2 separate regions of the Homo sapiens genome follow, and region 2 is linked to region 1. A link is a loop called in an ENCODE intact Hi-C map of the cell type or tissue named here. Cell type or tissue: MCF 10A. All regions are shown on one strand. Each heading gives the region's core, and the rest is flanking DNA. Links, peaks and the distances in the headings are about the cores only. Region 1 has its middle 25 kb from the start of ABRAXAS1. Region 2 overlaps LINC02994 (long intergenic non-protein coding RNA 2994).

Region 1 (5,383 bases), core at 221-5,220:
ACTTTATTAGTAATCTCCTAATGAAAAAGTCCATTTATTCCATAGGCAAATGTGGAAGGCATAATATATTATATATATCCCAGATATGATGATGAATCTTAGGAGGTTAATGAATAAAATGATCCCATGCCTGGTGAAGAAAGGACTATAAATACAGAGTAACCTAGAAGGAATCCACTTTTGCATCTTTCAAACTATTTTCCACTCTGCTGTTAGAGCCGTCATTTCTAAAGCAAGCATCACTGTATTGTGATTTACTCAGTCTTATAGTCATGTGTAAGTTATCAACAATCCAGCATAGGTTGGGTTATGCCAAGCCCAGTCTCATCCCTCCTTACTGCTCTCCTGGTCGAAGGTAAAGACTCTAGGACAAAATCTCTGATCTTCGGCAAGCAATTCTTTTTTTTCTTTTTCTTTTTCCAACTGGGTCTCACTGTGTCACACAGGCTGGAGTGCAGTAGCAAGATCATGGCTCACTGCAGCCTCAACCTCCTGGGCTCAAGCAATCCTCCTGCCTCAGCCTCCTGAATAGCTGGGACTACAGGTGTGTGCCACTATGCCCAGCTATTTTTAAAATAATTTGTAGGCCGGGCATGGTGGCTCATGCCTGTAATCCCAACACTTTGGGAGGCTGAGGTGGGCAGATCACCTGAGGTCAGGAGTTCGAGACCACCCTGGCCAGTGATGGCCAACGTGATGAAACTCCATCTCTACTAAACATACAAAAATAGGCTGGGTATGGTGGCTCATGCTTGTAATCCCAGCACTTTGGGAGGCCAAGGCGGGCAGATCACTTGAGGTCAGGAGTTTGTGACCAGCCTGGCCAACATGGTGAAACCTCATCTCTACTAAAAACTACAAAAATTAGCCAGGTGTGGTGGTAGGCACCTGTAATCTCAGCTATGTGGGAGGCTGAGGCAGGAGAATCACTTGAACCCGGGAGGTGGAGTTTGCAGTGAGCCGAGATTGCAACACTGCACTCCAGCCTGGGCAACAGAGGGAAGCTCCGCCTCAAAAAAAACAAAACGAAACAAAAATTAGCTAGGTACAGTGCCAGGCACCTGTAATCCCAGCTACTTGGGAGGCTGAGGCAGGAGAATTGCTTGAACCTGGGAGGAGGAGGGTGTAATGAGCAGAGATGGCGCCACTGCACGGCAGCCTGGGCAACAGAGTGAGACTGTCTCAAAAAAAGAAATAAAATAAAATAAATCAATGAATAAATAAATAATTTGCAGAGACAGGGTCTTACTATGTTGTCCAGACTAAAGCAATTCTTGAGTAAGCTCACACCTATCTTCCCAAGGGAAGGTCTACTTTGCTGTACCACACTCATCAGGTGTAAATAAAGTCAAGAAACATCTTTCAACACAGAAGTAAATGAGTCCCAGGGCACAGTAATCATTTAACCATACACAATTACTTAAAATTGGCACTGCCCACCACTTATGTCTAAAACATCTACAATCTTTTCTTTCAGTTTCCTCCTAAAAATGAAGGATAAGTGCTTGCTTTACATTTGTGCAATTAAAGGGTCCATTCACATGATTTCCCACAACAAAGAAACAGTTCACAATTGACTCAAAATGAGATTCCAAAATATATTTTAGTTTTCTCTTTCAGCTCAGGCAACCCTTTCCCCAAGTTTTGATCATCACTGCATAAGTCTTATTTGTAGTAAGAGGTCATAAGGTAGAGAGCTGCAAATAGTGCTGCCCTAAATTGGAAAGTGGTCTATTTGTCAACAATGTGCTTAAGATTGAAACTGGCCCGCTAACGCCATTTTAGGCCTGAGCCTGCCTGTACCCAGGCGCTCATTAAAACAGCATGTTGCTCCACACCGCCCCATATTGTCTGTCAGCTCGCTCTCAGGGTTCAGACCGATACAAGACTCTTACATCTGGTGCCGAAACCCGGGAGGGGTTCAGGTCTGCATCCCCTATGGACCTACCCCTCCACCCCAGAAAGCAGGCCACAGTAGCCAGACAAAGGAAGCTCCTCAGCCTCCAGTCACCTCTCTGTGCATGCACATCCATCACTGGACTCGCCTACTGGTAAGTTTCCCCGGGAGCCTGGTTTGGTTTACAGGGGAAAATCTGCACGGCTTCTCTTGGTTTCTCCGGTACGAAAATCCAACATTGGTCCAAGAAGGCTCCCATGTGTGCCAGGCACTTGCTGATCATCTGGTCTTAGGGGGACACCTCTAAGCCATTTGATCCTGTTCCCAAACGAAAAAGGCAGCGGTGATGATTGCTCCTTTCATTGTCTCCCTCCGGCTGTCCAGGATGGTCTACTTTTCCCTGTTCTCCCGAGCCTACCCTCAGTTATGGGAAACTCCTGGTCCTACATTCCAAAAAACAACCCTCTAGGCTGCCTCTCCAAATGGCCCACAATGGAACATTCGAGTTTACAGTTTTAACTGACTTAAGCAATTATTGCCAACGTCTGGAGAAATGGGGAGAAATTCCTTATGTCCAGGCCTTTTTGCATTCAGCTCACAACCTGACCTCTGCAATTCTTGCTTATCTGTTCAAATCCTTCTCCTCCATTCTCACCGCCCTGATAGCCTTTCTCCTCCCGACCCTACCTCTTTTTCCCTCGTTCAATCTAGCTGACTGCTGTTCACCCCTCCCAGCCCCTACCCCTTCCTCTCAATCATCTTCTTTAACCCCCCAAGCCTCCTTGTTATCTTCTCAGCCGCCATCTTCCCAGCTGCCATTTTCCCAGCCAACGTCTTCCCAGTGATCATCTTCCCAGCCACCATCTTCCCAGTCAGCTGTATCCACTTCTTTTCCTACACCATCCCCTCCTCAGGGCAATTCTAGTATTGCCTGTACCCATTCTCCTCCTCTACTGCCCTCTCCTGAGGTTTGTAAACCCATTCCACCACCTTACGCCCCTATCTATCCTCCACTGCCTGTTAACTCCCCTTCCCCCTTCAAACCCTCAGCAGGAACCACTTCCAAGTTCTTCCTTCTCTCCTGCCCATACTGGCTCAGGCGCCATCTTTGGCCCATGCCCCATTCTTACTTCAGCTCCTGTGCTAGAGTGCCCCCTTCAGGAAGTAGCAGGAACTGAAGGTATTGTTAGAGTTCATGTTCCCTTCTCCCTCACTGATCTCTCTCAAATTAACAAAAGACTCAGTTCATTTTCAGAAGACCCGACCTCTTATATTTGGGAGTTTCAGTACCTTATGCAGTCTTATGAACTAACCTGGCATGACCTCTACATTATCCTCTCTTCCACCCTCACCCCAGAAGACTGGGACCATATCTGGACCCTAGCTCAGGTATACGCTGATACAATTCATCACCAAGCTCCTGCCCAGCCTACTGGTGCAAAGGGGGTCCCCAACCAGGACCCCCACTGGGATTATCAAAACGGGGGCCTCTGGATGCCGCCATCAAGACCACATGATTGTGTGTCTTCTTGCAGGACTCAAAAAGGGTTCCCATAAAGCAGTAAACTATGAAAAACTTTCAGAAATCACCCAAGGTCCTGACAAAAACCCAGCCCTTTTTCTCTCTCATTTAACTGAAACCATGAGAAAATATACCAACCTAGACCCAGTCAGCCCAGAAGGAACCACCATTTTAAACCTTTGGTTCATCTCCCAATCCACCCCCGATATTTGGTGCAAGCTTCAGAAACTTGACGACAGCCCTCAAACCCCACAACGAGACCTTCTTAATTTAGCCTTCAAAGTCTTTAACAATCATGATGAGGAAAGTAAAAGGCAAAAACACGCAGAGTTTCAAATGCTTGCCTCTGCCATTAGAGGCCCTGCAGGCCCACGAGGCCACAGCTCCACACAGAAGCCTCCTAGCAATCCACCTCCACTTGGCACCTGTTTCAAGTGCGGCAATGAAGGCCACTTGTCCAAACAATGCCCAAACCCAAGTAAGACCACCAAGCCGTGCCCCCTCTGCAGAGGACCCCACTGGCAGTGGGACTGTGAGCAGCCCCCGCAAGGACTGCCCCATCCCTTCCTGAGCTGGCCAGAACCTCCTACCCGGATCTCATTGGCCTAGCCGCTGAAGACTGATGGTGCCCTGGAACGGACACCCCGGCAACTACCATCGCTTCATCCAAGCCAAGGGTAACCCTGATGGTGGCGGGTAGGCCAGTATGTTTTTTTAATTAATACCGAGCAACCTACTACTCTGCTTTACCTAATTTTTCAAGACCCATCCAGTCCTCCCAAGTCTCTGTTGTGGGAATTGATAGAGAAGTCTCCAAACCCCGAGCCCCCCACTTCATTTTTCTGCTCCCTGAACACCTTTTCCTTCACTCACTCTTTCTTAGTCCTGCCCTCGAGCCCATCTCCGCTCCTAGGCAGAGATATCCTTTCAAAACTTCACAATACTCTCCACTTCCACGTTCCCCATCGTATCCAACACATCAACCCAGACCCCTCTGGGGCTTCTAACTTTCTTCTACTCCTCCAACCTCCCACCTTAAAACATGCAACCTTTTCTTATCCCCCATCCGTAGTTAACCCCGCTTTTTGGGATACTTCCACACCCTCAGTCGCAGAACACCATAGCCCCGTCCACATTACCCTTAAACAGCCCACCCATTTCCTATCACAGAAGCAGTATCCCATCCCCCAAGCAGCTCTCATATGCCTAAAGCCTATCATTTCTCACCTCCTCACCAGTCATCTATTCTGCCCAACAAACTCCCCTTGTAACACACCAATTCTACCTGTTAAAGAGCCAGATGGAACTTAATCACTTAGTCCAGGACCTCAGGCTCATTAACCAAGCTGTACTCCCAGTATGTCCAGTAGTTCCTAACCCATGTACTTCACTTTCCGCAGTTCCCTCCAATACCACCCATTTTTCTGTCCTAAACTTAAAGGATGCTTTTTCACAATTCCTTTACACCCTGATTCCCAAAACCTCTTTGCCTTTACGTGGGAAAACCCTGACACCCACATTTCACGTCCACTCACCTGGTGCGTACTACCTCAAGGTTTCAGAGACAGCGCCCACCTTTTCAGACAGGCCCTTGCTTGTGACCTCTGTACCTTATCCCTAAAACTGTCCACTCTCCTTCAATGTGTTAATGATCTGCTCCTGTGTAGCCCCTCCCAAAGAGACTGCAACGCCCATAGTATCTCTCTCTTTTAAACTTCTTGGCAGAACAGGGGTATCAGGTCTCCCCTAAGAAAGCACAAATATGCACCCCCTCATTCACTATCTAGGCCTAGCCCTTACCCCGCTAACCTGAGGGCTCACAACCGACCACGTATCCCTCCTCCAGTCCCTCCCGCCTCCACAAACTAAGCAAGACATTCTCTCTTTTCTAGGACTAGCAGGATATTTTAGACTCTGGGTTCCCTCCTTTGCTCTACTTGCCAAACCGTTATGCCAAGCCACTA
Region 2 (5,383 bases), core at 238-5,237, 750 kb before region 1:
ACATATAGAGATGTTCATAGTAATCTCTGATTATCTTTTGAATTTCTATGGTATCAGTAATAAAGTCACCTTTATTATTTCTAATTGTGTTTATTTGAATCTCTTTTTTTTATTAAATTAGCTAGAAGTTATTAAATTTTGTTTACTCTTTCAAAGAGCCAACTTTTCTTTTAATTGATCTTTTGTATCTTTTTTGTTTTGTTTTGATTTATTTTGGTCTCAGTCTCATTTAGTTCTGCTCTGATCTTTTTCTTTTCTTCTGCTAGACTTGAGTTTGGTTTTATTATTGTTTTCTATTTCCTTGAGGTGTGATGTGAAGTTATAATATGAGATCTTTCCATCTTTTTTGATATAGGCATTTTATGCTATAAACTTTCAGCACTGTGTTTACGGTATCCCAGAGATTTTGATATGTTGTTTCTCTATTTACACTCACTTCAAAACATTTCTTAAATTTTTGTCTTATTTCATTGTTTACCCAAATGTGATTCAGAAGCAGGTTATCAGTTTCCATGTAATTACTTACTTTTCAGAGTTCCTCTTGGTATTGATTTCTAATTTTATTCCACTGTGATCTGAGAAGATACTTGATATCATTTTAATTTTTTAAATGTATTGAGACTTGCTTTAGAGCCAAATATTGGTGGATTTTGGAGAATATTTTATATGCAAATGAGAAAAATGTATACTCTGCAATTATTAGGTAGAATGTCCTGTAAATATCTATTAAGTTCATTCGGTCTAGAGTCCAGTTTACATCCAGTTTTCCTTGTTGACTTTCTACCTTGATGATCTGTCTAGTGTTATCAGTGGGGTGTCCCCCACTATTATCGTATTGATATCAGTCTCTTTTCTTTGGTCTAACAGTATTTTTTTTATGGATCTGGGTGCTCTGGTGTTGGGTGCATATATATTTAGGCTAGTGAAATCTTCTTGTTATATTAAACCCTTTGCCAATATATAATGCCCTTTAATGCCATTTTTAAAAAACTATTATTGCTTTAAAGTCTGTTTTATATAAGAATGGCTACTTCTGCTTACTTTGGTTTTCCATTTGTGTGATATATCTTTTTTTTATTTATTTACTTTGAGTCTGAGTCAGCTTTAGCCATTAGGTGGTTCTTTTGTAGGCAACAGATGATTGAGCTTTGTTTTTTAAAGTCTAGTCTATATCTTTTAAGTGGAGCATTTAGGTGATTTATGTTCAAGGTTAACATTGATATATGAGGTTTTGTTTCTGTATAATATTGTTAGCTATTTGCCTTGGAGTCTCAATTGTGTAATTGCTTCACAGGATGGTGAAGCACTTTCTTGATGGTGATTATTGTCCTTTGGTTTCTGTGTTTAGAACTCCTTTGAGCATTTCTTATAGGGTTGGTTTAGTTGTGACAAATTCCCTTAGTGTTTGCTTGTCTGGGAAAGATTTTATTTCTTCATTTATGAAGCTTAGTTTGGCAGGATATAAAATTCTGGACTAGTACTTTTGTTTTTCTTTAAGGAGGCTAAAAACAGGCCCTTGGTCTCTGTTGGCTTGTATGGTTTCTGCTGAGAAGTCTGCTGTTTGTCTGATGGGGTTTCCTATATAAGTAATTTGATGCTTCTCTCTAGCTGCTTTTAAGATCTGTTCTTTCATGTTGACCTTGGATAGTCTGATGACTATATGCCTTGATGATGTTCATCTTGTATAATATCTTCCAAGTGTTCTCTGAATTTTATGTATCTGGATGCCTATTTCTCTAGCAAGACTGAGGAAATTTTCCTGATTTCCTCATATATGTTTCCCAAACTTCTTATTTTTTCTTCTTCCTCTTAAGAATGTCAATAAGTTATAGGTTTTGTTACTTTACATAATCCTATATTTCTTGAAGGTTTTGTTGATCAAAAAAAATTATTTTCTTCTTTGTTTTTGTCTGACTGGATTAATTTGAAAGACCTGTCTTCAAGATCTGAAATCCTTTCTTCTGCTTAGGTCTAGTCTCTTATTAAAGCTTTTAACTGTGTTTTAAAATTCCCTTAGTGAATTTTTCATTTCCAGAAGTTCTGTTTGGTTTTTAAAATATATATCTTTCCTCTCTGTCGTCTCCTGAGTTTTTTTTCTGGTTTCTTTGTTTGGTTTTCCACTTTCTTTTGGATCTCACTGAACTTCCTTAAAATTCATAACTTTAATTCTTTATCTCTCACCTCAAAGTTTTCATTTTGGTTGGCAGCTATTGCTAGAGAGCTCATGTGGTCTTTTAGGAGTGTCTCAACCATCTGTTTCATCATGGTGCTGAAATTCTTGTGCTGGTTTCTTCTTAAATTTAAATTTAAATTCTTAAATTTAAAAATAAATTTAATATTTTAAAATTTATTTTAATTCGGTGGGTTTCTTCTTTCCTCCTTGAGAGTGTGACTATTGCTCATGTTGGGTAGGTTCATTTGGCTTTGCTTCTGTGTGATTTCAAGGGGCCAAGTCTCTGTGTAAATGTCTTAGTTATAGATAGCCTTAGCATAGTGGTTTTCCCAAATGTTAGTTGTTTGTAGGTTGTGGTAGCCTTGTGTGTGTGGTGAGGCTCACTGTCTCCTACAAAGATGAGGAGGTGGAGGTCTTGGGAAATTATCTCATTTCCTTACTTTTGTCAGCAGGAATTATATTGGATTGTGTAGTTCATCCTACAGGCCAGTAGGTGGTGCTTGCAGGCAAGAGACACCTGTGATAATGGCAGTGGAATTTTTACTTGGTCTTTGTTGATGGAGGAAGTACGAGGTGTCCCTGGTGATAGTCAGGGCATGGAGTTCCCAAGGGCCCCATCCTGCACTGTGCTGCCAAGGCACTGGAGGGGGCAAAGCTGGGTGGGGCTGGTTGGACAAGTCTGTGACTAGGTTCTTTGAGGTCAATGCTGACCTTGGTAGGGGTCTAGGAGCAGCTCTCAGGCCACTGGGACAGCCCTCCAGGGATGGCTGGAGCTGCCTCTTCTGTGGCACAGAGCCCACTTAGGGGAAGGCCTGAGGTGACAGATAGAGTTTCAATATGTATTCTGAGGTGGCTCAAATGGTGTGGCATGGATTTGACTCAATCAGCACAGGAAATAAGGTTATCAGTCATGTAGAGTATTTGGAGCATAAAACCACTGGGGTAATTTCTTAGCAACTAAAGAAAGAAAGCCATTGTCAGCATTATACAGTCAAAGTTCTTGACTACCATGTATAGCAGAAGCTCAATGTTTACTGTGAACTGTTAAGTTTTCAATTTTGTCTGTCCATGCCTTCTTACTGTCTACTGAGTTAGATTTAAATCTCAAAACCTGAACTGAGACTCATTAATTAATTTTTCATCATTCCTACTGAAAGTCTCATGAGTGCTCCAGGCATCATTCCAGGTACTGGGTCACTGAGGCAGACAAGTGAAGAACAGACTAGTTAGGGAAATAGACACCAAGCAAATAAAGAGTTAAGGCTCACATTCATCAAGTGCTTACTCTGTGCCTGTCCAGGATCTAGTACTTTTATTAACAAGCACAATCCTCCCCAAAACCCAGGGATGTAGAAAAAACTACTATTCAAATGTTAGAGGGGGAAACTAAGGCATAGAGCCTTGCTCCCAGTGATTATGTTGGAGAGCCAGAATTCCAATTGAAGCAACCTGATCTCAGGATCTGTATTTATAACACCTATACTATTCTTATTCTCTAATAAATAAACAAGAAGAATATCAAATGCCCATACCTTCTCTATTAAAAATAAGATGATGCGATAGAGAGTAGAGTGGGTGGTCAAGGAAAACCCCTGAAGGGTGACATTGAAGTTGATCTCTGAATAACAAGGTACTACATAAAACATTCCAGGTTCTTTATGATTTCTTCCGTGATGGCAGTATATTCTCCAGATTATTTTAAGATACAAATTAGAATAACGGCAATGACATTCTTAAACGATTATTCAACTGTCTTCTACCTCTATTTACTCAGAGAACAAAAAAGGAGATGAGAGGGGAGGGGGAAGCTGTACAGCCTGTATTCTAGCTCTTGGCTTACTCAGCCTTGTTGCAATATGGCCAGAGCCATAGATGACAGTTTAAACAGCTTTTCTAGGCTTGTAGGCAGACTTGCCAATAGTTGATTGTCTTCATAGAATCCCATGGGATGTGAGCTGTGAAGCTCTGGCTGTGAAACTATGGCTTCTCAAATGTTTTTATTCCCTCAGTTGTGTGTATGATTTATGAGGTCATAGCCTCAAGCCTGAACTATCAGCTCCAGTTGTTGGGTTTACCTTGCAGAAAGTAGATGATATGTGTCACTTTTTCATTTATGTGTGCAGAGACTCTTTCATCTGTCTACATTGCACTCTGGGGCTTCTTTCTAGACAGTTGGTTTTTCAAGTGTCAGATAACTTATCTCTGGGCACAGCCTCAAACCCCAGCTTATGATGAACATTTCTAGCTAAGACATCTCTGCCACCACTTTAGGCAGTTTATTGGGGTGGATCGATCGATCGATTGATTGATCAAGCTATCTGTCTATATACCTTCTTTCACTACTACAAATATATTAATGGTTATAATTTTCATATAGGATTATGTGTACTTAAAATATTTTCATGTCATTTAGAAGCCTGAAGTGGAGTCAGAAATAGGAAAACTACGGGTAGGAGTTCTGATGAGTTGAAGACTGTCTACTTAACCCTTTTCTATCTCTGTCTAAAGGTTAGTTCAACGAATGCAGAGTCCAGTGACTATTACTCTCTAAAGAAAACTCCTTAAAATGAGAAATGTTCATACTTCCTGTGGATTCAGTTGCTATTTTTAAAAACAGGCTTTAATTATAAGTACCACATTAAATCAGTCTTATAATGAGTGAGAACTGGTGTTGAAAATGAATTACTCTGAATGATATCAGTCAAGAAAAATCACATTAACATTTCATTATGCGTGAGACATGATAAAATTCTCTATGACTTCAGGAGATATGATTGAAAGGCCATTTCTTCCATAAGGTCTTCATACGATGCCCGGAGGAGAGGTTTCCAAAAAGTTCCCTGCTGGGATCAAAATCTTATTTTATTCCATTTTGTCCCAAGGGCTTTCATTCCTTTTAACCCATAAATTTAAAATTAAAAATTGTATGATTCAGCTTATTATAATGTCTTGCTCTGGGAGAATTAATATAATTTCTCTCTACCTCCTTCTTGCATTATGTTTTAATGTTAAGAAATCTTAAATCATTTCCTATTGTATATACATAAAAACTCTTTAATATACTGAATTACACACTCATTTTAAATATCAAACAGTTGTAGAATTAATCCCAAACCTATTTTACATGGTAATAGGCCACATGTTTTAAATCATTGCACCTCTTTTAATCAGTGCATAGGCTCCCTGAATAATTATATATTGTAATGACAC

What was found. A loop is a pair of places that touch in the nucleus more often than their neighbours do. Peaks named below come from ENCODE experiments on the same cell type or tissue, not always from the same donor. Only the 100,000 strongest peaks of a DNase experiment are listed, where the experiment ranks them.
Region 2: a loop joins it to region 1, with 16 times the contacts of the local background. A loop is called at or near these places in 5 of 110 quality-filtered maps.

Annotation. Positions count from the first base shown.
Region 1 is chr4:83,506,918-83,512,300 of GRCh38, reverse strand. No RefSeq gene overlaps it. Among named protein-coding and RNA genes, the nearest start is that of ABRAXAS1, 25 kb to the right of the region's middle. In MCF 10A, for the core only: a CTCF peak has its summit at 3,061 (motif pointing left); a DNase peak (open chromatin) is centred at 3,020.
Region 2 is chr4:84,256,714-84,262,096 of GRCh38, reverse strand. The region is part of intron 4 of LINC02994 (long intergenic non-protein coding RNA 2994); the gene reads left to right. Among named protein-coding and RNA genes, the nearest start is that of LINC02994, 40 kb to the left of the region's middle. In MCF 10A, for the core only: a CTCF peak has its summit at 2,667 (motif pointing right); no DNase peak of the experiment used is centred there.